Linked DNA regions of Homo sapiens: region 2 is linked to region 1. Evidence: chromatin loops called from intact Hi-C (ENCODE). Cell type or tissue: endothelial cell of umbilical vein. All regions are shown on one strand. Links, peaks and the distances in the headings refer to the core of each region. The heading gives the core; the rest is flanking DNA.

The links. A loop is a pair of places that touch in the nucleus more often than their neighbours do. Peaks named below come from ENCODE experiments on the same cell type or tissue, not always from the same donor. Only the 100,000 strongest peaks of a DNase experiment are listed, where the experiment ranks them.
Region 2: a loop joins it to region 1, with 5 times the contacts of the local background. A loop is called at or near these places in 3 of 110 quality-filtered maps.

The regions. Positions count from the first base shown.
Region 1 is chr5:170,144,644-170,157,007 of GRCh38, forward strand. No RefSeq gene overlaps it. Among named protein-coding and RNA genes, the nearest start is that of FOXI1, 45 kb to the left of the region's middle. RefSeq lists an enhancer at 9,884-10,414. In endothelial cell of umbilical vein, for the core only: no CTCF peak of the experiment used is centred there; a DNase peak (open chromatin) is centred at 6,678; H3K27ac peaks cover 1,731 bases.
Region 2 is chr5:170,213,050-170,225,413 of GRCh38, forward strand. No RefSeq gene overlaps it. Among named protein-coding and RNA genes, the nearest start is that of C5orf58, 14 kb to the right of the region's middle. RefSeq lists a silencer at 3,196-3,490 and an enhancer at 6,325-7,524. In endothelial cell of umbilical vein, for the core only: a CTCF peak has its summit at 3,411; DNase peaks (open chromatin) are centred at 3,392 and 6,832; H3K27ac peaks cover 1,700 bases.

The DNA of each region.
Region 1 (12,364 bases), core at 1,929-9,928:
ATTGTGAAAAAGTAAGGCCCTGTGATGTCACACTCTAACATTAGTGCTGAGCAATTACCCACACAAGATTCAGGCTGGGACTGGAGCAAACCTGCACTGCAGCACTGTGTGCCAAGGAGCGTGGTGGCTGGTGACCACCAGAAGACCCCCATCCCACTGGGAGGCGCAGCTCCCACCATGGCCTAGGGGCTGCAGGCTTCCACAGAGAACGCTGGATGTGGCGCCCGAGCTCATCTGCAGGTGGAGGGTGTTTGGGCAGCATCCTGTTAGAGCCCACAGGGTTGGCTATGAAAGTTCCTGCAGCATGAAACATGGTCTTCCAAGACAAGTCTTTCCCGTTGGGATCTCCTGGGCACAAGGATGCTTGCCCATGGTATTCACAGAAGAGTGGCAGTATAATGCAGTGTTAGGTGCCCAGGCTTGAGAGAAGACCAGGCTCAAAGTGTAGCTTTTTCTTTTAACTAGGTAACCTTCCATCTGTCCTTTACATTTGTGCATCTCACCGTGCTGATCTGTAAAAGAGGGATAATGACAACCCAGCAGTGATGCCTCCGTGAGTTCCTTCTCTTTCCCTCTTGCAAACCAGGTATTGCCATTAAGATAACACAACATTAAATCAGCCTGAGATGAGTTTTGAAAGAGCAATTCTGCTGGTTCTTATTGCAGATATTCAAAGGTGTGAGTCATGACTCAATAAGGTGAGTATCTCTTGAAAGATAGTGAGCACTCACCATAGTCCAGGCAATGTGCTTGGCACATTACAGAATCTCAGCTAATTCTCGTAATGACCCTATGAATACTATTATTAATCCCATTTTACAGATTAAAAAAGCAGAGATCAGAGAGGATGTGATTTTGCCCCATGGTGGCAGAGGCTGCCAGCTGTCCCTCAATAGATGATCTTCCCTATTCCTTAGGACTAGACTCTCTGATTCTTATCTGGACACATGGCTAACCAGAATAATGACCTTTCCTAAGCTCTCTTGCATCCATGTGTGGTCATGTGATTAAGATTGGCCAATGGGGTTTGGGTTGAGATGATGTATACGGTTCCAGGAAGTATCCTTAAAAGGAGCTAGGAGGCGAAGATTTCCCCTTTCTTGTTCCTTACTTCTTTCTGCCTGCTAGAATGTGAGCATAAGGGCTGGAGTTTCAGCAGCTATCGTGCTCTGTGAAGGGCAAGATCTTTGGAAAGATCTATGCAAGGCAGAGCCCGGGTTCCTGGCACTAAGGACTGCCACATCAGTCATAGACTGCTGCCCGTCAGACATTTATTTCTATCTTACTTAGTCACTATTATTTGGTGCCTCTTTTAATTTGCACATTACCTTAATCCCAACTGATACTCCAAAATCAGGTGGCAAATAAGGGACAAGGTTGGTATTTAAACCCTGCCTCTCTCATCCCAAAGGATGCTTAAATGTCCCTCTCTCTAATGTGCACATGTATTTGGATGAGCTGGGGATTCAGCTTTGAGGGTTTTAGCAACAGTCCATCACTTGACACTTCATGTGACTTGTATGCAGAAGCCATGTGAGGATCCAGCTTCTCTCCCACCTCTGGATCTCTGGTGACCGCAGCTCAGCCCTGGGCCCCGCTACTGGCCCAAGGAAGACCCACACATCTTGGATCACGCACCTCAGGTCAGGGAGGCTTTCAAGGACTTGTGGGAGGTGATGGTGAGGAGTGACCAGCCTGTTAGTCTTAATATAGTCCTAAGAAAAGTTGCTCAGAGGGCTTCTTTCAAAAATAGAAGGATTTGATTGAGTCCTGGCTTCTGGGGTGTATAGATAGTCTCATTCTTATTATATCACTTGGATTGATTTGCAGATTAATACCAGTTTTGGAAAAACTGCCAGCCTGTAGTACTAGACACAGGAGACAGAGATATCATATACCAATGTCCACAGCCTGTGCTTCTGCCTTTCCGGTGGATTCTGTTCTGTTATGGGTGGCAGTGGGAGGCCAGGACTGGACAGGGAAGGCCTACAGCTCACCCTGGCAACTTTCTTTCCTAACAAGATCTCGCTGTGGCCAGGAAGTGTGCATTCACTTGTCGAATCTTCTCCACAACTCTGGGAGTTCCCACTATTATTACCCCCACTTAAGAGAATAGGAAAATTGAGCGTCAGAGAGGTTCACTACCTTGCAAGTATGCAACAGAGCCAAGATTTGAGCAGAAGTGTGTCTAAATGCTGTGGCCAGTAAGGGTTTTTTGTACACCTGGGTGAGGTGGGGGTGGGCTGGGCATCTGGGGTGTTGAGTGCTTTCAGGGAGGAGACACTGCGACTGGGGATGGACTGGGGAGAGGGGATGGTAACAGCACATGTGAGATGGTAATCCACTCATTCAGTTATTCCTGAGCACCTGCTATGTCCAGGCACCATGGATCTCAAAATAAAACACAGTACCTTTCCTCAAATAGGGCAGCAGGAACAGACACAAGTGCTATGGGACTCTTTGTACACACTGCGATGCTCACAGGAGACCCATCCACTGCAGTTTTCAGAGACCCCCTGGTGCCTCTAGGGCCTAATCCTATGCCACGTCTGTGATGTCTCCAATTCACTGTACATACTGCATGGAGGATCTTTTTGACGCACTGCTTTCTGGATAATATCTGAACTCCCTTAGCACCCACGAGGGACAGGTCTGTGGGTGCCTCTTCTGCGTCACTGGTCACCCTTCCCACCCGGCTCCCCTCTGTGTCCCCTTTTCCTCTAGGTTCCAGCCAGGTAGGGCCCTGGGGAGGCAGTTGAACAAGCATCCTTACTTTCTACCACTGTGCCCTCAGACACACGGTGCCCTCCCTGGAATGCCCTTCCCATGTCCAGCTGACCTGGCAGTGGGAAGTGACCACCTAATGAAGTCTTCTCTGATCTCCTGCCCGTAACACCAATGCCCCTATGGCACACACCTGGCAGAGAAGCAAATCCCAATGCCCCCACGTATCCGGCTGACTTGGCCAATGCCCGTCTCTCTAGGTGCTTCTCACCATTGCCCATGTCCACCAGTTACACAAGTCTTCTCCAGCGTCAGCTCTCTGCCTTCTCAGCAACTGCACACTTTCTGTTCTCTCTGCCTGGGATGTTTTTTCCTGGGGATACCACACTTTGATTTTTCAGGTTCCAGCTTCCTGCACAAGAGAGACTATCCCTGACCACCCTATTTAAAATGCAGGCTCCTTTTCTTTCTTCTTGATCTCTGCACACTGCTTGGTTTTCTCATTATACCAGCACAATTGCAATAATTTTGTGGAGGTCTTTGTGTACTTCATCCTTCTGCCTCCCGGCACTTTCCACTGCATTGAGGGAGGAGACCTTGCCAATGATGCTCCTAATTGTATTTCTGGCCTTTGAAAAATAGTGCTTAATAAATATTCAATGAAGAGATGGTGACTGTGTGGGTGTAGACATATGAAAGAACTCTGTTAATATGTGTGGATTACACTCTATGTAAATGACATTTTAATAAAAAGTAGATACCAAATGTATTGGCTATTTGAAAGAACAGCTGGAGCATGAATTTTCCCATGAGTCTCATTCTTCGTATTTTTGTCGCTGGTGTTTAACAGAGTCTGATCCAACATCTCCTCCATTCTAAGATGCTCGTGTTCCCATGATGTAAAGTGGGAGAAATCAGAGCACATTACGCTAATGTGCTCTTCCTTTATATTTCCTCTCTGAAAGTCATCATTAAACCAATGGTGTATCTTCAAATAGGTGACATATCTTAGAGGACTGAACTTAAAAAACAGTGTTTATGGAAATCACTCACTTAAATGTTGAACTAACTGGACCTGAAAAGGGATCAACTCTTAAGGGAGCTCGAAAAGGAGGTTTGGGGGGTTCCCACCCTACTTCCATCGCCTGTTTAAGGGGAACAGCCCTTTGAAAGAGCTACAGAGAGCACACTAGTGAAGGCCTTGGGATTGGATCACCCGTGGCTGGACCCTGGTTTGCCACTTGGCAGCTGTGTGACCTTGAGCAGAGTGCTCAGCCTCTCTGAACCTTAGTTCCTCATGAAAGAGGGAGCATCATCCATACCTTGCAGAGCCCTGGTAAGGATTAAGTGAGATAAAGCTGGGGAAGTCCTTAGCCTCGCGGCAGGTGTGTAGCAAGCCCTTAATGGAGAGAGGTTATTATTAGGAGAATTTTGCTCCAGCCCAGCCCCTGCCCTGGGACCTTGGCGCTCACAATCAGCCCACTGTAAGTGCCACATAATGGTGTGTGTGTGTGTGAGAAGGGACCAGGGTACAGGGGAGGAGGAGGAGGTACTGCCCTGGGGCCTTGCACCCTCGAATTATCTTCCTCCCAGCCCAGTCAAGCTGTTTCCTTCCCTCTGCTAACCTTCAGTCCTCTGAAAACCCAGCTGTAAGCCCCAGGCGTGCTGGGAACAAAAGGGCACAGTCAATAATCATTTCAGCTGATGTCAGAACCTCTTGTCCCTCCAACGTCCCTGCGCTTCAGAAGCCAGGAGAGGATTTCATCCTCAAAATTGGAGCCTGCCCATCTCGTAGTCTCAGCTCTCACGAGTGCCCAACTGCTGCCCTCTCTGAGTATCCTGAACTGCCTGGAATCCTGAGCCAGCCAATGCTGTTTTCACCTCTGAGCCTTTGCTCTTGCCATCCTCACCCGCTGACGCTCCCTGCATATTCCACTTCCAGCCCTGGGCCCTGAAATGGGATCTCCTTCTTGCCTCTATTTTACAGGTGAGCCAACTGAATACCAGAGAAGTTTGACAACCTGCCCTAGGTGACGCGGTAGCATCTCACTTCCAAGGGCATTAGGTGATCCCCCACATCATTCGCCAAAATAGTAGTCAAGATGTCTGCAGATCTCCCGGACACCAGGCTTCATGTTCACTCTCTCGTTAAGTGTCACGATGCTATGAAGTCGGTACTGTTCTCTCCACTTTATAGATGAGGACGCTGATGTGTTCAGTCACTCGCCTGTTGGCACACATTGGCTAGCAGAGGTGGTCCTGCATCTCTAGTCCCTCGGGACTCAAGCCGGTGCCCTAAACCACCTCATTCTACTGATTTCTGGGGATTGGCATCCTGAAATTGGGACACGCTGTTTTGTAGTAAAACAAAAGATTCAGGGCCTCAGGAGGAGCCCCAAAGAAGGTGGGCTTCCCTGACCAGGCCAGGCAAGTAGCACTTCTTCTTCCTCAATTCCTCCAAGATCCTTGTTTTTCACAGGATATAGTAAGGTTTTAGCCCTGGGGGCCCAAATACCTTGGTCACTTTGCAGTAGAAGTGCAGTTTTGTTTAGTTTTGTTTTATATATATATATATATATATATATATATATATATATATATATACACACACACACACATATATACATATATACACACATATATACATATATATACACATATATACATATATATGCACATATATATGACATATATATACATATATACATATATATGCACATATATATGACATATATATACATATATACATATATATGCACATATATATGACATATATACATATATACATATATATGCACATATATATGACATATATATTTATGTATAATGTAAAATATAACATATATTTATGTAATGTATAAAGTATAATAAATATACATATATTTATTATACTTTAAGCTTGGAACCAACCCAAATGTCCAACAATGATAGACTGGATTAAGAAAATGTGACACATATACACCATGGAATACTATGCAGCCATAAAAAAGGATGAGTTCATGTCCTTTGTAGGGACATGGATGAAGCTGGAAACCATCATTCTCAGCAAACTATCGCAAGGACAAAAAGCCAAACACCGCATGTTCTCACTCATAGGTGGGAATTGAACAATGAGAACACTTGGACACAGGAAGGGGAACGTCACACACTGAGGTCTGTTGTTTTGTTTTTTTATGAGATGGCATCTTGCTCTATCGCCCAGGCTGGAGTGCAATGGCATGATCTTGGCTCACTGCAACCTCCTCCTCCTGGGTTCAAGCGATTCTCCTGCCTCAGCCTCCCGAGTAGCTGGGATTACAGGCACCTGCCACCACGCCTGGCTAATTTTTGTATTTTTAGTAGAGACAGGGTTTCACCGTGCTGGTCAGGCTGGTCTCGAACTCCTGACTTCAGGTGATCCACCCGCCTCAGTGGCTCAAACCTGTAATCCCAGAAGTGCAATTCTTAAGAGCACCAACTCCAAAGACAGCTGCCCAGGTTCAGATCTCAGCAACTCTACTTTCCAGAGTAGAGTCTTTGTGCAAGTGACTTAACCTCTCTGTGCCTCAACTCCTTTGTCTGTAAAATGGGGATAATAATAGTATCATTGTTGGGATATTAAATGAAAGAGTAAACAATCAAAAAATGTTAGGTTGGAGGCTGGGTTATGTTTTGTTTTTCCTGATACGGAGCCAGACATTCATAAGGATTCTTGCTTTCTTCAGGAGGCGGGTGCTGCAGCCAGGCAGCTGGAAACAGGGATGTGGAAACAGTCCCAGGGCCGAGTGGGGACAGCCAATTTCATCAAGTGCCCCTGCCCAGCAGGGGAATTGCTGCTTGAGATTTGGAGGCTACCTGCTGAGGCCTGCCTGCCAGTCCAGTGAGTGGGCCCCTCTGGGCCAGGCGCCTATTTTCATTATCAAGGCCACATTCCTGGGATTCCTTGGTGACTAGGCGCTTATTACAAGAGAATCAAAGTGCCAAAGGAAACTACTCATTTGAGGCCGAGACCTGGATTTTTCATTTTTATAATTGGCCCTTGGGTCTGCATGTCCTGGGGATACTGGTGGAAGGGAGCTGTTGGACAAAGTATCTCTATGGGGCCCCAGTCACCCCTGGGGGAGGGCGGGACTGGCCCCCTGCCAGATCTGCTGCGCCCATGCAGAAGGCCCTCCAGAGGTCATGTTGTCCAGCCCCTGCCACTGGGCCTGACTCATCAGCACCTAGGCCAGAAGGACAGGTGCTTATCTGAGAGCTGACAAATCTTTGTAGAAGGAGCCAAAGACTTGGAAATCCCCTCTGCGTCCTCCCAACCAGCTATCTATCCAGCCCAGCAGTTCTCAACTGAGAGTGAATTTCCCTCCAGGGGACATTTGGCAATGTCTAGAGAAATTTTTGGTTGTCACAACTGGGTGTTTAGAAAAGGGAAGGTGCTACTTGCATCTAGTGGGTAGAAGCCAAGGATGCTGTTGCTAGGGACTGAATGCTTGTGTCCCCCCAAAATTCCTGTGTTGAAAACCTAACAACCCCTCATGTGATGGTATTAGGAGGTGGGGCCTTTGGAAGGTGATTAAGTCATGAGAAGGAGCCCTCATAACTGGGACTAGTACCCTTGTAAGAAGGGGCCAGAGTGTTCTCTTTCTCTCTCCACCACGTATGGATACAAAGAGAAGTCAGCAGTTTGCAACCCCGAAGAGGGCCCTCGTGGGAACCTGACCATGCTGGCACCCTGATCTCAGACCTCTAGCCTCCAGAACTGGGAGAAATACATTTCTGTTGTTTAGAAGCCACCAGCTATATGGTTTTTGTATTGCAGCCGAATATGTTTTTGTATTGCAGCCGAATGGACTAAGACAGATGCTAAACATCTTACAAGGCACAGGGCAGCTCCTCATAATGAAGAATGATCTGGCTGCAACTGTCAGTAGTGCTGAGGCTGAGAAGCCGGGGGCTGGCCTCGATCCCCTGCCCTGCATCGAGTGCCCATGCTTTCCCAGCTAGAGTTCATGGAAATGTAAGATGGGAGGATGGGCTGCTCAGGTGCATCCTTTAGGAAGACAAGAAGTGTGGCCCAGCGCAGGTGGGAATAAAGGCCAAAAGACACACCTTTTTACCAGATGGACAGCAACGGGGACATAACAGGGGATTTGGAATCCTGCAGACCTGGGTCTACACCTGGGCTCCATTCCTCAGCTGTGGAGCCCTGGGCGGGTCACTTCATCGGTCTGAGCCTGATTTGTGAAATAGGAGGATCATCCCCCTTGCAGTGAGGGATGTACATCTACCTCATGGGGTAGGTATAAGAATTAGCAGGGATGATACCTGCAGTACCTCTAGCGTATGCCTGACACGCAGAAGGTTCTCCACACGTGAGTCTCCTCCTTCCTCCCCCTACAAGAACCTGCCTGTCTGTACCTTCCTTCTTCCTGGCCTCCTAAGACCCATTCTCTGCCCCAGCCAGATGAAGCCTTGCTGCCCCATTCTCTCCTTTGTGCCCTTGGCCTCCCTCCTCTCTTCCTCTCCAGATCCTCCCAGCACCACGGCCTCTCTCCCTCTAGAGCATCCATGCAGCCCCCACCCCCTGGCCATTCTCCTAACCCAGCACAGATGCCCACCTGGCCCACATGCTGGCTCCCATGGGTTGCTCCTGGCTTTAGGAGGCATGAGGGTGTATTGGGGAGTATGTGGTGTGTGTAGTATGTGGTGGGTTTGAGTGGTATGTACACACAAGTTTGCACGCATACTGGGCATGCTTGTGTGTGAACATGTGTTTATGTGTCTTGTGTGGATGCGTGTGGCCTGGGACTGCTTCCTTTTCCTTTTGTTTTCTCCCAGTCACTGCAGGACACTTTGCAATATGCTGGGTTCATTAGCTGAGAAGGGCCCTTGGGGAAAACTGGAGAGACGAATGTCTCCAGATTTTCCAAACAGTCTCATCATTCCCTCCCTCTGTGAAGGATGCCAGGAAGAAACCCATTATCATAGACTTTCCCCAGCCCATCCATCCTCCTTTTCTGAGCACTGACTCTGGCCAAGCCCTGTCTTAGACACCAGGACAGACAGAGGAACCACACACGACCCCTGCTGAGGGTCATGGTGGAGTGGGGCGCTCTCCAGTCAGCCAGGCCACACCCGGAGAGTGGGACCTGCTTTTCAAAGTTGAAATACTCCTTAATGATTGGTATACAGCGCCTACTCAGGGCCCTGAGGGCACCCTGATTCCCCAAATCCAGCAGCGACACTGCTCCAGGGCTGTGCCTGGCCTCCGTCCACTGGCTCTGATTGTTTGGTGCTTTTACCATACCTGTTGTTAAATACTTTTAATAAGACTCGTTGGAGACAGATGCACGATCATTCTGGAATTCACTAAGAGCTCCAACCGGAGGTGTCAAGAAGATGGAGCCACTAACTCTGCCTGCAGGTTGTCAAAAAAAATCTTCAGGAAGAAAAAGATTCTCCTCTGTGGTCAAGAAATCTGAGAGAGGGTCTGCACGGATATAAGAGGGACAGGTTAACCACTCACAGGGAATAAGAAGCGCAAAGGCAGGGAGGAGCGGGGCAGAATCTTTGGCAGAAGGTGACATGTTCCCAAGAGTGTGGGATATGGGGATAACTGGAAAGGCAGTCAGAAAACTAAGCTGGAAAAGGCCTTGAATGCCAAATTCAGGCGCAGCAGCTACCTCAGCCTTCCCCAGGACTGCGGAGGACCGTGTCAGTGCCATGCTGTAACCCAGGTCTAGGATTGGCTATATAGTTCATGGGGCCCAGTGCGAACTAAAAATCTGGAGTTCCTTTTAAAAAAAGATTATTAGGAATTTCAAGACAGCAACAGCAGAGCATTAAACTGGGGACAGAGTTCTTGTAAACATAGGTCCCCATGTGACTGTACAAATTGTGTGCCCATGAAGCAGGTGCCACCAGGACCACTGGTCTGAACAGATGTTCTGTCTGGGATTTAGAAGAAGGTAGCCTGAGACCACCAGGCCTGGGTGAGGAAGCAGGAAATGCCTCTGCAGAATTCCCTGTGGCCTTCCTGGAGATCACCTGCTTCCCTTGGTAAGGTATCCAGTTACCACTCCAAAGGTGCTGTTTTCAGAGCGTTCATTCATCAGCTGGATTAGTGCAGCACTTTTTGCTAATGCCTTGCCCGCCCAGCTGACCCTGCCACTGCTTCTGGCAAGTGCAGACTCTGACCAATGGCCTGTGGCTTGGGAACCTGCCTGGAGCCTGCCCAGGCTCCATCTCATACAGGGCCCAGCTGGTGAGTGAAGGGGGCTTTAGTGGCCACCTCGCCAGGAGTCAACAAGCCCAGTGCTTCTGGGAAAGTCACTGTGTCTCGTTGCTAATTCCCCTTTCCCAGAGAGGAGATAAGCCGCCAGATGGAGGTAGAAATGAACAGAGGCCTAACTGTCCTTTTGATGCAAATTGAGGCCTAAATCAAAGGCTCCTCTTCTTGGGGTTAATAGAATGATTTGGTTAAAAGTTTAGAAGCATTTCACCACAACCTCTGTCCTCAGCAACCTGCCCTCAGTATTTGCATATGTTTTGAATGAAAATTGTCAGGACCATGCAAACTAGACAGCTAAATGTGTCTTATCAGATGGCCGTGGGGGGATCTTAGGGGGAACAGGAGAGAAACACAGGTCAGACTGAGGCTCTTGTGTGGCTCTGGACCTCAGTGATAGCATCTGCACTGGCCCAGGCTGATAAGCAGCTTTCTCCATTTCACCTGCACTTCTGTGACTAACAAGCCACCTGCAGAAACTCGGAGACTTGGTGGGACCTGGAGAAAGATAAAGGACTCTTTATGTCCCTCCAGATCCCAGGGAGTTCAAGCATGAGGAGAAGGATGAGGGTGCTGCTGCCCCTAAAAAGGGTTCCCCTCAGTGGATCCATTACTCCATTAATCATTAAGCACTCCATTCAGTCATTTCTTCCTTCAATAGTTCAACTGTCTTTACAAATAATACCTATCTTTAGGGAAAAAAAAATCTGAAAGTAAATACAATCTTTATTTTCTTGTTTATCACATCATATGCATCACAAAACATCTTTGCAGGAAAAATAATTACAATAGAGATTTGCCAAGTGAAAAAAAATCACTCTGAAGCTCCCCTAATTCCATTGCCCAGAGGGTTACCACCATTAACTTTTGGGGCTGTAAGATCTTCCAGACTCACTCCGTGCATTCATACACATGGAACTCTGTTTTACTGTCAAGCACATTGCTTTCTAACTGGTTTCTTTCTTTCTTTTTTTTTTTTTTTTGAGATGGAATCTCACTCCGTTACTAGGTCAGAGTGCAGTGGTGAGATCTCGGCTCACTGCAACTTCTGCCTCCCTGGTTCAAGCAATTCTCCTGCCTCAGCCTCCTGAGTAGCTGGGATTAACAGGCATGCACCACCGCACCTGGCTAATTTTTGTATTTTTAGTAGAGATGGTGTTTCACCATGTTGGCCAGAATGGTCATGATCTCTTGACCTTGGGTTCTACCCACCTCAGCCTCCCAAAGTGCTGAGATTACAGGTGTGAGCCGCTGCACCCGGGCAACTGGTTTCCTTTTACTGCCACTTTCACTAACCGTGGTATTTCTCCATGGGCAGCATTCTTGGCATTTGGGTGTGTAGGACTGTCCCTCACATAGTGACCTCTTACTCATGAATTGCCAGTGTCACATTCAGATTCTTATGGCAACCAGAAGCTCCCCTGCTCCCAGCATTTCTGGACTCAGCCTGGGCTGGGGAGGTTAGCTCAGACCAAATATCTCCTTTCTGCCAGTTGCTCTGCTAGGCCCAGGTCATGCTGAGCAGAGCAAGATGTAGCTGAAAACCAAATAAGTCACGTGTTCCAGCTTGCTGGGGTTTTGTGAAGAAAGCAGCCACCCCTCCAGTCATATAGTTTGCAGGTTGGGATTTGCATTTTGATTTCCAAAGACCCTTGAACAACTTAGCACTGCCCACCGCCCTTCAGAGCTTATTTCCACTTCCTGCCTGCCTATAGGTTCCAAGCTCATTATAACTAGCCTAAATTGCTTTTCGAATGGGAAAACACAGTAAACTTATTTTATACAAAATTTATTTATGAGATATTAACATGCCCAGTACTTGGGCAAGCACTGTGTGAGAGGTAATAGATATGGAAGAAAAATATTCAAATCTGCTTACAAAACAAGGACAATCCATTTTCATTTCAAACTGCTTAATATATTCAAGGGTTAGAGAATAAGGACAAGAAAGCCTATATATGTTTTAGAGGATGATTCTTGTGTCATGGAATTGTTCACGGCAGGCTTCCCGAGATGGTTGATAATGTGATTCAGAGAAGCTTCCACCTACCCCAGGACTGTGAGGTGTGCACATCACCTGTAATAGAAATGATAGTGATGCCATAAATGACACCATCACACTTATCATTAACTTAGTTTCTCTTGTATGTGCGGGCTTCTACACATCCTGATGGCAACGATAATGGCGATGACTTGATGTAATGAGCTTAAGTGAGACATCGTGTGCCTAACATACAGTAAGCATGCAGCAATGGAGAGTTTCAGTGTTTATCTCACTTCTTTCTCATCATAGCCCTTGCAGTAGGTGTTATCTTTCCCGTTTTGTCTGCTAGAGACCAGAGGTCAGTGAGATTCAGACACTGCCATAGATCACAA
Region 2 (12,364 bases), core at 2,374-10,373, 69 kb after region 1:
TTGAGGATCTGTGGCATGGTCCAGTGTAAGAGACAGGCCAGTAAACAGTTGACAATTGCACAAGGGACTGAGTGTAGAGAAAAATGTCTGTACTGAGGGCATAGAGGGGCACTTAAACTAGACCAGAGGACCAGGGAGGGCTTCTGGAGGAGGTGTCAAGGATGTTGACATCAGAGAGGGATGACCAGATATTGTGCATCATTAGACTTGATAAATGAGCTCCTATGTCTGTCTCTAAGTTATTAATAATCATAGGGACAGGGCCAAGGCTAAGCCTTGTAGCAACCAGGAAAACATTCCCACCTGAGAAAGAAAGTCACCCTGATGAAGAGCAGATGTGCTCTAGAAAGCTGCTGCTAGCTTATAGGGGGTCTTTGTGAATTTTTTTTTCATTTTTCTTCATTTATTTAGTTGAGCCATTCAATTCATACAGATTGGAAAACAATTTCCACAGGAAGATCAACTGCTATTTTTTTTATTATACTTTAAGTTTTAGGGTATATGTGCACCATGTGCAGGTAAGTTACATGTGTATACATGTGCCATGCTGGTGTGCTGCACCCATTAACTCATCATTTAGCATTAGGTATATCTCCTAATGCTATCCCTCCCCCCTCCCCCCACCCCACAACAGTCCCCAGAGTGTGATGTTCCCCTTCCTGTGTCCATGCGTTCTCATTGTTCAATTCCCACCTATGAGTGAGAACATGCGGTGTTTGGTTTTTTGTCCTTGCGATAGTTTACTGAGAATGATGATTTCCAATTTCATCCATGTCCCTACAAAGGACATGAACTCATCATATTTTATGGCTGCATAGTATTCCATGGTGTATATGTGCCACATTTTTTTAATCCAGTCTATCGTTGTTGGACATTTGGATTGGTTCCAAGTCTTTGCTATTGTGAACAGTGCCGCAACAAACATACATGTGCATGTGTCTTTATAGCAGCATGATTTATAGTCCTTTGGGTATGTGTCCAGTAATGGGATGGCTGTGTCAAATGGTATTTCTAGTTCTAGATCTCTGAGGAATCGCCACACTGACTTCCACAATGGTTGAACTAGTTTACAGTCCCGCCAACAGTGTAAAAGTATTCCTATTTCTCCATATCCTCTCCAGCACCTGTTGTTTCCTGACTTTTTAAGGATTGCCATTCTAACTGCTATGAGATGGTATGTCATTGTGGTTTTGATTTGCATTTCTCTGATGGCCAGTGATGGTGAGCATTTTTTCATGTGTTTTTTGGCTGCATAAATGTCTTCTTTTGAGAAGTGTCTGTTCATATCCTTTGCCCACTTTTGGATGGGGTTGTTTTTTTCTTGTAAATTTGTTTGAGTTCATTGTAGATTCTGGATATTAGCCCTTTGTCAGATGAGTAGGTTGTGAAAATGTTCTCCCATTTTGTAGGTTGCCTGTTCACTCTGATGGTAGTGTCTTTTGCTGTGCAGAAGCTCTTTAGTTTAATTAGATCCCATTTGTCAATTCTGACTTTTGTTGCCATTGCTTTTGGTGTTTTAGACATGAAGTCCTTGCTCATGCCTGTGTCCTGAATGGTGATGCCTAGGTTTTCTTCTAGGGTTTTTATGGTTTTAGGTCTAACATTTAAGTCTTTAATCCATCTTGAATTAATTTTTGTTTAAGGTGTAAGGAAGGTATCCAGTTTCAGCTTTCTACATATGGCTAGCCAGTTTTCCCAGCACCATTTATTAAATAGGGAATCCTTTCCCCATTGCTTGTTTTTCTCAGGTTTGTCAAAGATCAGATAGTTGTAGATATGCGGCGTTATTTCTGAGGGCTCTGTTCTGTTCCATTGATCTATATCTCTGTTTTGGTACCAGTACCATGCTGTTTTGGTTACTGTAGCCTTATAGTATAGTTTGAAGTCAGGTAGCGTGATGCCTCCAGCTTTGTTCTTTTGGCTTAGGATTGACTTGGTGATGTGGGCTCTTTTTTGGTTCCATATGAACTTTAAAGTAGTTTTTTCCAATTCTGTGAAGAAAGTCATTGGTAGCTTGATGGGGATGGCATTGAATCTATAAATTACCTTGGGCAGTATGGCCATTTTCACGATATTGATTCTTCCTACCCATGAGCATGGAATGTTCTTCCATTTCTTTGTATCCTCTTTTATTTCATTGAGCAGTGGTTTGCAGTTCTCCTTGAAGAGGTCCTTCACATCCCTTGTAAGTTGGATTCCTAGGTATTTTATTCTCTTTGAAGCAATTGTGAATGGGAGTTCACTCATGATTTGGCTCTCTGTTTGTCTGTTATTGGTGTATAAGAATGCTTGTGATTTTTGTACATTGATTTTGTATCCTGAGACTTTGCTGAAGTTGCTTATCAGCTTAAGGAGATTTTGGGCTGAGACAATGGGGCTTTCTAGATATACAATCATGTCGTCTGCAAACAGGGACAATTTGACTTCCTCTTTCCCTAATTGAATACCCTTTATTTCCTTCTCCTGCCTAATTGCCCTGGCCAGAACTTCCAACACTATGTTGAATAGGAGTGGTGAGAGAGGGCATCCCTGTCTTGTGCCAGTTTTCAAAGGGAATGCTTCCAGTTTTTGCCCATTCACACAATAATAATGGGAGACTTTAACACCCCGCTGTCAACATTAGACAGATCAACGAGACAGAAAGTTAACAAGGATACCCAGGAATTGAACTCAGCTCTGCACCAAGCGGACCTAATAGACATCTACAGAACTCTCCACCCCAAATCCACAGAATATACATTTTTTTCAGTACCACACCACACCTATTCCAAAATTGACCACATAGTTGGAAGTAAAGCTCTCCTCAGCAAATGTAAAAGAACAGAAATTATAACAAACTGTCTCTCAGACCACAGTGCAATCAAACTAGAACTCAGGATTAAGAAACTCACTCAAAACCGCTCAACTACATGGAAACTGAACAACCTGCTCCTGAATGACTACTGTGCATTTTTTAATGCACCTGTGGGCAGAGGAATTAGAAAAAGACAGCCCGAAGCAGCCTCAGCACTCCTCCTCCTCTCCTTCCTCCCTCCCCCTCAGTACAGCTTGGTGAGAGAAGCCGAATTCAAATGCAGTCAAAGGGTCCCTTGAGATATTAGGGTTCTATTTCTTTGCTTCTCTCCTTTCATCCATAAATATGGACGACTTCCCTTTATGCTGGTAATGCAAGAGAGCGCAAGTGACTAGCCCACAGTCCAAAAACCAGCCAAAGACAAAAAGAATATTCAGGGTTCCAAACTGTGGAGTGTCAGTCAATAGATTTCTGTTCAGTACTTACACAGTTCCTGCCACAAGAAACTTATTGCCCTTTTAGCTTCCAAGTGAACTGAGCTCTCAAATGCTGCATCAGAGCTGCTGGGAGCTGCTGCAAGTTGGCTGCCTCTTTATTAAGGAAACAGCATCCCCTGCTGTCACTCCTGACTACATACAGATTTGCTTTATATATTATCTGAGCTGTGTCAAGATTGGATTGACACCCCTTCACTATACCTCTGGAAAGAAGTCCACCCTGGCCACTGTTCATTGTTTTGTTTGTTCAATTTATTTGAAATGAAATTGGTGTTTAGAATTTGGGGATACCATCTGATACATTATCATTATTACTGATAATAACAATTAGCAATTAGCAAACCAGGTATTGTGCCAAGCACTTATATGCATTATTTTATTCAAATCTCTCAACAATAAAAATTATCATATCCATTTTATGGATTAAGAAACTGGAAACATTGATCCCTTGGCACAATTACTTTTATTGAATAAGGTAATATTTACTCACACAACACACTTGTACTGAGCACCTGCTGCATATCAGGCTCTAGAGGCACAAGGATGAATGAGGCATTGCCTTTGTCTTTGTAAAGTCATAACAGAGAAAGGAGGGAGAACAAGAGGAGAAAAAAACTAATGTTGATTAGACATCTAGTCTGTGGCACTATGCCTGGTGTTTATAATTGGGCAATTTCATCTCATTCTCCAACAATCCTGGGAGGTACGTTTTTATATATCCATCTTACAGGTGAGAAAAACTAAGGCTCAGAGGGTTCAAATGACTTGCCTAAGGTGACACAGCTGGTTGGTAGAGCAACTGGAATTTAAACTCAGCTCTCCTTGATAGCAAAGCCACACTTTTTGAGAAGATATATTGGAAGAAATTATTGAAAAAAAAAGGTTTATTGAGGCCCCAGAGGGGTCAAGAAGATGAAATAAGCAACTCGATATAGAGGCAGTCAGGTAATTCACTAAAACAGTTGCTGATTTTGGGTTTTGTCATTTATTCATTTCCTCAGTCATCAAAGGAGCCTAAAACATGTTTGTTGAGCATGTACTATGAGTTAGATATGGAAACCAGGGAGATGGTAATGCCCAAGATAGTATAATGACACCTGTCTTCATGAAGCCTATAATCAGGAGGATAAGGGGGTCCAGCATTCGACAGTGGGACTCCCAGCAACCTCTCAGATTGGGCCCAAGTGCTGAGAACAAAGGTATAGCAGGGTGCTACAGGAGTGCAAGCAGTGCCTTAAGTCAGATGAGGGTGTGTTTGGAGGACCTGGCCGAGCAAGTTGCATTTGAGCTGCCCTAGAAGGCTGGGGAGCACCAAGGAGCACTTTCTCTCTAAACAGAGAAAGGATGGAAGAGCTGCCCAGTAGAAGAGGTAGCAGGCATGAATGTTCAAGTCAGGGAGCCGTTGGGAGCGGGGACGTTGTGCAAAGGAGACATGGGGAGGAAAGTGAAGCTGGGCAGTAGTTGGGGGCAATCAAGCAAAGCTAAGAATATGGAACTTTAACCTTGGAGCAGCATTTCATAAACGAGCTGTGGGGAGCACAAACTCTGCTTTTCAAAAATGGATGCATAATATTTGTACATATTGACATGGGATATGTGATATTTTGTTACATGCATAGAATGTGCAGTGATCAAACCAGAGTGTCTAGGATATCTGTCACCACAAGCATTTATCATTTCTATGTGTTGGGAACAATCCAAGTCCTCTCTTCCAGCTACTTTCAAGCGTGCAATACATTGCTGTTAACTATAGTCACCCTACTCTACTGTCAAATGTTATAGCTTATTCCTTCTATCTAACTGTATGTTTCTACCCAGTAACCAACCCCCGACTTACACCCAAATCCTTCCCGGGATAGTTCTCTGATAACCGTTTTTCTATTCTGTACCGCCCTGAGATCAGCTTTTTAAGCTCTTACATATGAGTGAGAACATGCGATATTTGTCTTTTTGTGCCTGGCTTATTTCACTTAACGTAATAACCTCCACTTCCATCCATTTTGTTGCAATGATTTCATTCTTTTTTATGGCAAAATAGTATTCCATTGGAAAAATATACTATATTTTCTGTATCCAATTGTCTGTTGATGGACACTTATGTTGATTTCATGTCTTTGCTACTGTGAATAAGTATTGCGATAAACAGGGGGGTGCAGTATCCCTTTGATATACTGATTTTTGTATAACAATAATATACAAAATTTTTATTTTGTTTCTCTGTCCCCAAACATACCAACAGTTTTGTAAAATAAATAAAATGTGAATTAGTATAAAAATAAACAGAACACGAAATAATAGCACAAATTTATGATTACTAGATTCCACTGTCATAAAATCACTCTGTCAAATTGCTGTTACTGTACTTCTTTCATTGTGGAGAGGGTTTGCAAACTGGCACCTGCCAAGGACCACACTTTGAGGAGCAAGTATTTGAGAACCTCAGTGAGACACCGACTGTATCTGTGTCTGGAAGAATAAGAATAAGTGGCATTCAGCCAGGAGACAAGGGGAAAAGAGCAGGCAAGGAAAGCATTGAAGGCAAAAGCAGAGCCACATGAAGCAAGCTGGTGTATTTGGGGACTGGCAGATGGCTGGCTGGGTAGGCTGGAGAGGTGTGAGAGAGAGGCTGGCAAGCAGGCAGTGTCTTGGAGGGCTTTTTCAGCTATGATGAAGAGCTGAGCAGTAAGAACTGTACCAAGCAGGCCCTAAATGTCAAAAGTACCTGCCAGGATCATTGCTCTCTTGTGAGTGTTATGAAAGCAGCCAGGGGCTGTTCTACCTGCAAAAACTGCTCTGTTTTGCCCATCTGATTGCCAACCTCAGCACACCTATTCCAAAAAAGAAAAAAGAGAGAGAAGAAAGAGAAAGAGAGAGAAAGGAAGGGAAGAGAAGAAAGTGGGAGGAGATGGGAGGGGAGGGCACACCAAATAAACAGAGCCCAGAGCTCCTCCTGAATAGCCTTTGACACATTATTTGGATGAACCCATGGGTGGGTTTTTGTTTCTTTTTATCAGGCAAATGGAAGTTTCACTCAGTTCCTCAAAAAGTGCCCAGGCAGGTAGAGAGCATCCATCTGCGATGGGTTCCCCTTCCTGGAAGCCACAGCACCATCCAGCCCCACAGTAGGTGGATGCAAATTCTTGGCTGAAATGAATGTGAGCTCAGCAAGATGATCACCGTGGTCCTGACCATCATCATTGTTGCAGTGGAAATTATCCAGGAAAAATCCAGAAAAAGAAATAGCATCCAGGGCCTAAGGGTGTGGAGTTGAAATATAACCTTTACTCTCACCCTGAAAAGAGCTTTGGAAGGGACTGTTCAGTTGAGGCAGCCACCAACTGAGCCACCAACTCAGTTGCAATGAGTCATTTTACAGGCTTTGCAGTAAATTGTCACAGCTGGGCTGTGAATGTGGTCATCCGGACTTTAGATAATCAACCAGTGAGCTTCTAGATCCTCTTGAAGCTCACATTCTGGAGGACAGAAAGGCAATAAAAAGCAAATATATAATAAATGAAACACTTCCTGATTGTGGTAAGTATCAGGAAGAAAATAAATGGGGTGATGAATCAGGGAATACTGGAGGAGTGACTCAGTCACTGTCCCAGCAGAAAAGAGAGGGCACGCTCAAATTGGGTAATTTATTAAAGAGACAATTTACCATGGTGTGGGCAAGACTGGATAAAGGAGAAAGTTATGAGGAAGCCCCTCCCCCCACCCCAAGGCTAAAAACAGTAGGGCACCATTGCTCTCTCTAGGCCTGAAAGGGGCACAGGGAGAAAGCAGTGCCCAGAAGATGTAACAAGAGGACATTGGAGGGCTGTTCGACAGGAGCCACAGCCATCAGCAGGGATGGAGTAGGAGTAACAAATGGGACCAAACATTAGAGATGTCATTCTTCCCCCGGGGTACCCACCAGATGCTGCACTTCCAGTGTGGATTTCTCTGCATACACAGCTTGACAAAGCCAGGTTAGGGAGACGAGATGGCCCAGCTCACAGTAGAAGTGGTTGAAGATTCCACTATCATCTCACATTAAACAGACACTCTTCAAGTGCAGTTGCTTTTGCAGACACCCCTGGGACTCAGATGAATGCAAAGGGGCCATTTGCATACCAGAACAGCTTAGCACAGATGAATTCTCTTCCATCTTCCTTGTCAGGCTGCAGGGAGGTATGCTCTAGACCTTGAGAAATGACCTTGGGCAAGCCATTTAATATTTTCAGGCCTCAGTTTCCTCATCTGTAAAAAGAGAGCATTAGGCTTAGTGATTTCTAGGTACAAAATTATGCTGTGTAGAGGAAGAAGCACTTTGAAGCAGGGGGAGGTGAGTTCAAATCCTCTATACCTCAGCTGGCTGGCCAACCCTGGGAGCACCACATCTCTGGGTCTTAGCTCCCCTACCTACCAATGTAAGTGATAACGTCTATCCAGACCAATCACAGCATTTAGACAATGCATGTTAAATCCCTTGTATTTTGTGCAACGAGTCAGAGCTCCACACATGTCTATCCATTTGCTGCAAGGCAATGTAACATAAAGGTCAAGAGAACAGGCTCTGAGTGAAGTACACAGCATGGGTTTGAAACCAACTGCCTCTACCACTTTCTAGTCAGGGACCTTGGGCAAGTCACTTAATACCTCTAAGCCCCCACTGTTTCATCTGTAAAACCAAGGAGAAATGCTGGCTGAATCCACAAGGTTGTTGCCAGAATCAAATTAAATAATACATATTGAGCACTTAGAACATCTTCCTTCAGTTACGATATTCTGCAGCTGTAATATAACATTACAAAGAGCTTTCCAGAATGTTCTCTGATTTTTTTAGTTCTTTTAATGCAACAAAGTTACCTGGGATTGGTTAAATATGGTGTTGCCAGAATTTTCACTATAATGGCATTGCACCCAGAAGCACCTAGCCTAACCTTGCTTTGCCCTGGGTGGCCAGCATCCAAGACGGCAGACTGTGAGAGCGGCTGAGGAAGAGCACCAGAAGGAAAGATCTGCGCAATCAAAGGCATACTGACCCCAACTCTCTGCATCCCAATATATTGCCCTAACTGCTTTTTTAGCCCCCTAGTGTGACTTGGTGTGAAGCACAAGCAATTCAAGTGATTAAGAAGGGAGTTACTAATTTAAATGAATAGCTTTGGCAAAATGAGCTCCTCGAAGAGCTCTGAGGGAGATAATGGGGCCTTGTGTTTGGAGGCTAGAGTCAGGATGGTTGTTTATGGCGCTCTAGGGCCAAGTATTGCTATAGCAACAAACGACTTAGCAACTGTATTGAACAGACTGTTTCTTTGAAAGAGTTTACATAATAGGGATTACTCGAGTTCTTTCTGGGAAGGATAACATTAGTACTTTTTTCTCCCCTTTTCTTAAACCTAAGAACATTTGGACGCAAAATCCTTTTTCAAAAGCTGTACAACAAAAGGGGGGAAATGACTGAAGGTTTTGAAATAAAATGTTAGCAGTTACATTCCTTGAGTGGAGAGATTACCAGTAATGTTTTTGTTTTTCTTTTTGAGTGCTTTTCTGAGACTTCCATGATGGTTTTGGTTTTGTAACTAGGATTAATTTCCATTAAAAGAAACAAATTGACCAGCCTGGGCAACATGGGAAGACCTCATCTCTATAAAAATTTTAAAACTAAAAAAATTAGCTGGGCTTGGTGGTGCGCACCTGTGGTCCCAGTTACTCGGGAGGCTGAGGTGGGAGGATCACTTGAACCCAGGAGGCTGAGACTTCAGTGGGCCATGATGACTCCACTGCACTCCAGTCTGGGTGTGAGTGAGACCCCATCGCAAAAATATATAATAATAATAATAATAATAATAATAATAAATTGACTATGATAAAATATAAGCCTGGAAATGTTAAGAGGGTGCTTGTGACCCAACAAGGATGGGGCCTGGCCTTGGTGGAGGAATGGCCCTTGGGGGACTTGCAATACTGTGGCGGGCTCCTGGCATTTGCTGGCTTTGTGCTGGCTTTGACTATGGGAAAGCACCCCAAAGGTTAATGAGTGGCCTGGCCAGTTGGCACCTGGCTGACGTGAGAATTTGAATCCTGCTGCCCTTGGGATGGGGGAAGGGAGGGAGCCCCACCACTGCCCACTCTCCCATTTCACCCCCACTTGACCCTGCAGCACCTATGGAGCCACTAGGGAAATCAACATCCTGTTAGTTTGTGACAAGTGGGCCTAGGATAATGGAAAAGAACAGGCAGCAGTTAATACATGACATGAGGGTTTGCCCAGAGAGCTCATGGCTTTGGAAGAAAATAAGAGTTGAGAGACAGCCAGGATATCTATCTTTACATTGTGAATTTAGTAATTCATGAAGATCTTAAGACGCATTTCTCTAAAATGCTTTTTCCAGTGATCATTATAATTGTTTTGTGGTTGGGAATTGAGGGAGCAAGGGAATTTCAGGGGGAAAATAATCTAAGCAAAACTTTCAGCATGTATTTCTTGAGTTCCTTCCGAATACAATGTATTGATTTGAAGGAATTAATTCACAGTTGTGCAATCATAATATGACAAACTATGTTCATAAACAACATAGTACATATAATGGTTAAAAGCCACAGGTTTGGGATCAGACTTGCATCTGAAGCCAGTACTGCAATAGCCAGCTGTGTGATCTTCAGCCACTTGCTCGAGCTTATAGAAATAGGCAGTGCAGCTGGGATTTGAACCCATGCGTATATTATCCCAGAGGCCTGGATCCCTAAGTCAAACAGTTTTGGAATGGAAAGATTTGTGGCTTTCTGGGGTGTCCACAGTCTCCTCTCCTCCATCTATGTGATCTGTCTTGCACCAACTGCAGTTCTAGCCGGAGAGTGTTCTGCCTGCTGTCTCGTGCACCTGAGAACCTAGGCTTAGGGACACTTTTTGTGTTTAGGCTCTCCCATCTGTCTCCATTTCTAATTTTGTCAGAGCCATGAATTAAGCTGGAAACAGATCCAATTTATTAGTTCCATTCCTGCTCCATGATTGTGCCCAGAGGCTCGTAGACACACACTGTAAATCACAAAGAATAATAATAATAATAATAATAATAAAGAGCTCTCTGTTGAAAGCTGCCTTAGGGGACATCTGTCAGCTTGTTGAGGACCCCCAGAGAGCCAACTTCCTCTTTCCTCCTTCCAGAATAAACCACAAGAAGAGGAGTCAGTAAGTGAGGGAAACTTTAAGGTCAAGTGGAGACAAATTCCCAGCCCCATCCACTTTCTTGGCTAGCCATAAGCATTCTTATCCTTCTTTTCTACAAAAACAGGAAATTTATATATTAATGTGCCAAGCCCTTTGCACAGATCAAATGCAATCCTCCCAACAGCCCTATTAACTAAATACAGCTACTCAAATTATCCTCATTTTATGCATGAGGACACTGAAGAGTTACAGAGGATAAGTAACTCGAGGATGCACACCTCATTAATTGAGGAGCTAGGATTTAGATCCAGAGCCTCATGATTCTAAAGCCTGTTTTTTGTTTGTTTGTTTGTTTGTTTTGTTTTGGCCACACTAGGTTTCTAGAAACTTCCAGTTCCTTCTTAAAAGTCCTTTTTGGGCATTCCGGCCTAAATCCCAAAACTGTGGTCTGGGTACAAGAGAGAATTAGGCCAGTGAGAAAAATTTAAACCACCCTGCCCTCTAAATGTCTGTCTTCTTTCGGAGACTGGTGAAAGTTTCTCAATCACTCAGCAAGTAATCTCATTGTGAGCCAGGCACGGAACTAAGCACTTGCAGAACAGAGGCAAACTAGACACAACTGCAGGCCTCAACAAGCTCGGTCTAGTGGGAGAGGCAGATTGGAAAACAAACATGGCAAACCATTCGAGGTAGTCTCAAGAATGGAGGGGATAGATAACAAGATGTAGGGAGAGGAGTTTCTAAGCAAATGTCCTATGCAACCCTAGAAACAATATGGAGGAATAGAAGGCTGTGAGAGGAAAATAAGATCTCAGGGCCCCAAATTCACTGTGCCAAAGGGAAAGGGCTCATCCTGGAATCTGAGTCATGAACAAAACAAAAACAAAAACAAAAAACAAAAGCAAAAACAAAAAACAAAAAGACCTGCCTTTGCTTTTGTTTCTAAACTGATAGCTACAGATAGAAGGTTGCATGTCTCCACAGAAGGCCTTCCTCACCCTGACAATGTAAATCAACAGCTTATCTTCATGGGTATGGGACAAGAGGAGACTAGAAATTGTCCCCACTCCCCATCCCAAGACAAATGTGCATTTGATTGACTGCTTCCTCTACTCCATGTTTACTTTATCTTATGTAAAGTGCAGATTTACTGAGCATGAGACAAACATATAATTGACTATTTCCTCTACCCCCTCCTTTTCACTACAACGTGTGGAATGTGACCATATCCTCCCTTTATTTTCTCTTTCCCCTTTCTCATCCTACCCATTTTCCCCTTTAAATATCAAAGCCCTCAAAATTCTCTTTGGAAGAAATAGGGCCACAGATCCGACTGTGGCTTGTGTCTCTTTTTCCCCATTGTGTTCTCAACCTTGGCAAAATAAACCTCTGAACTGATTGAGATCTGTCTCAGATACTTTTTGGTTTATAAGGCATAAGGCCCAGCCATTTCCCAGCTGAGTAATCTGGAGTCCAACCCTGAGTCTTTCTGAGTCTCAATTTCCTCAGGCATACAATGGGAATATGAATTGTTTCCAAGGCTCTCACAATTAAATGAGATCATATAGGCCATGCTTAGCATCCCATTCTTCCATCACCAGGTGTCACCTATCACGGAGTCTGTGCTGATTCTACTTCTAAACATTTCTGTAATGTCATTTCCATCTCTTCTGCCAACATGTTAAACAAGGCCCCATCATCTTCCCCATGGATGACTGCAATACACTCCCAACTGGACTTCTCATATCTATTCTTTCCTCCTGTCCAATCTGTTCTCCATTGTGAAGCCAGGATCACCTTTTTAAACTCCAATTATGAGCATACCACCCACTACCTCCCATTCGTCACCTGCTTAACACCCTTCAGTGGCTTCCTACAGGCATCAGGAGAGAGAATGTAACCCTCTGCATAGCATGG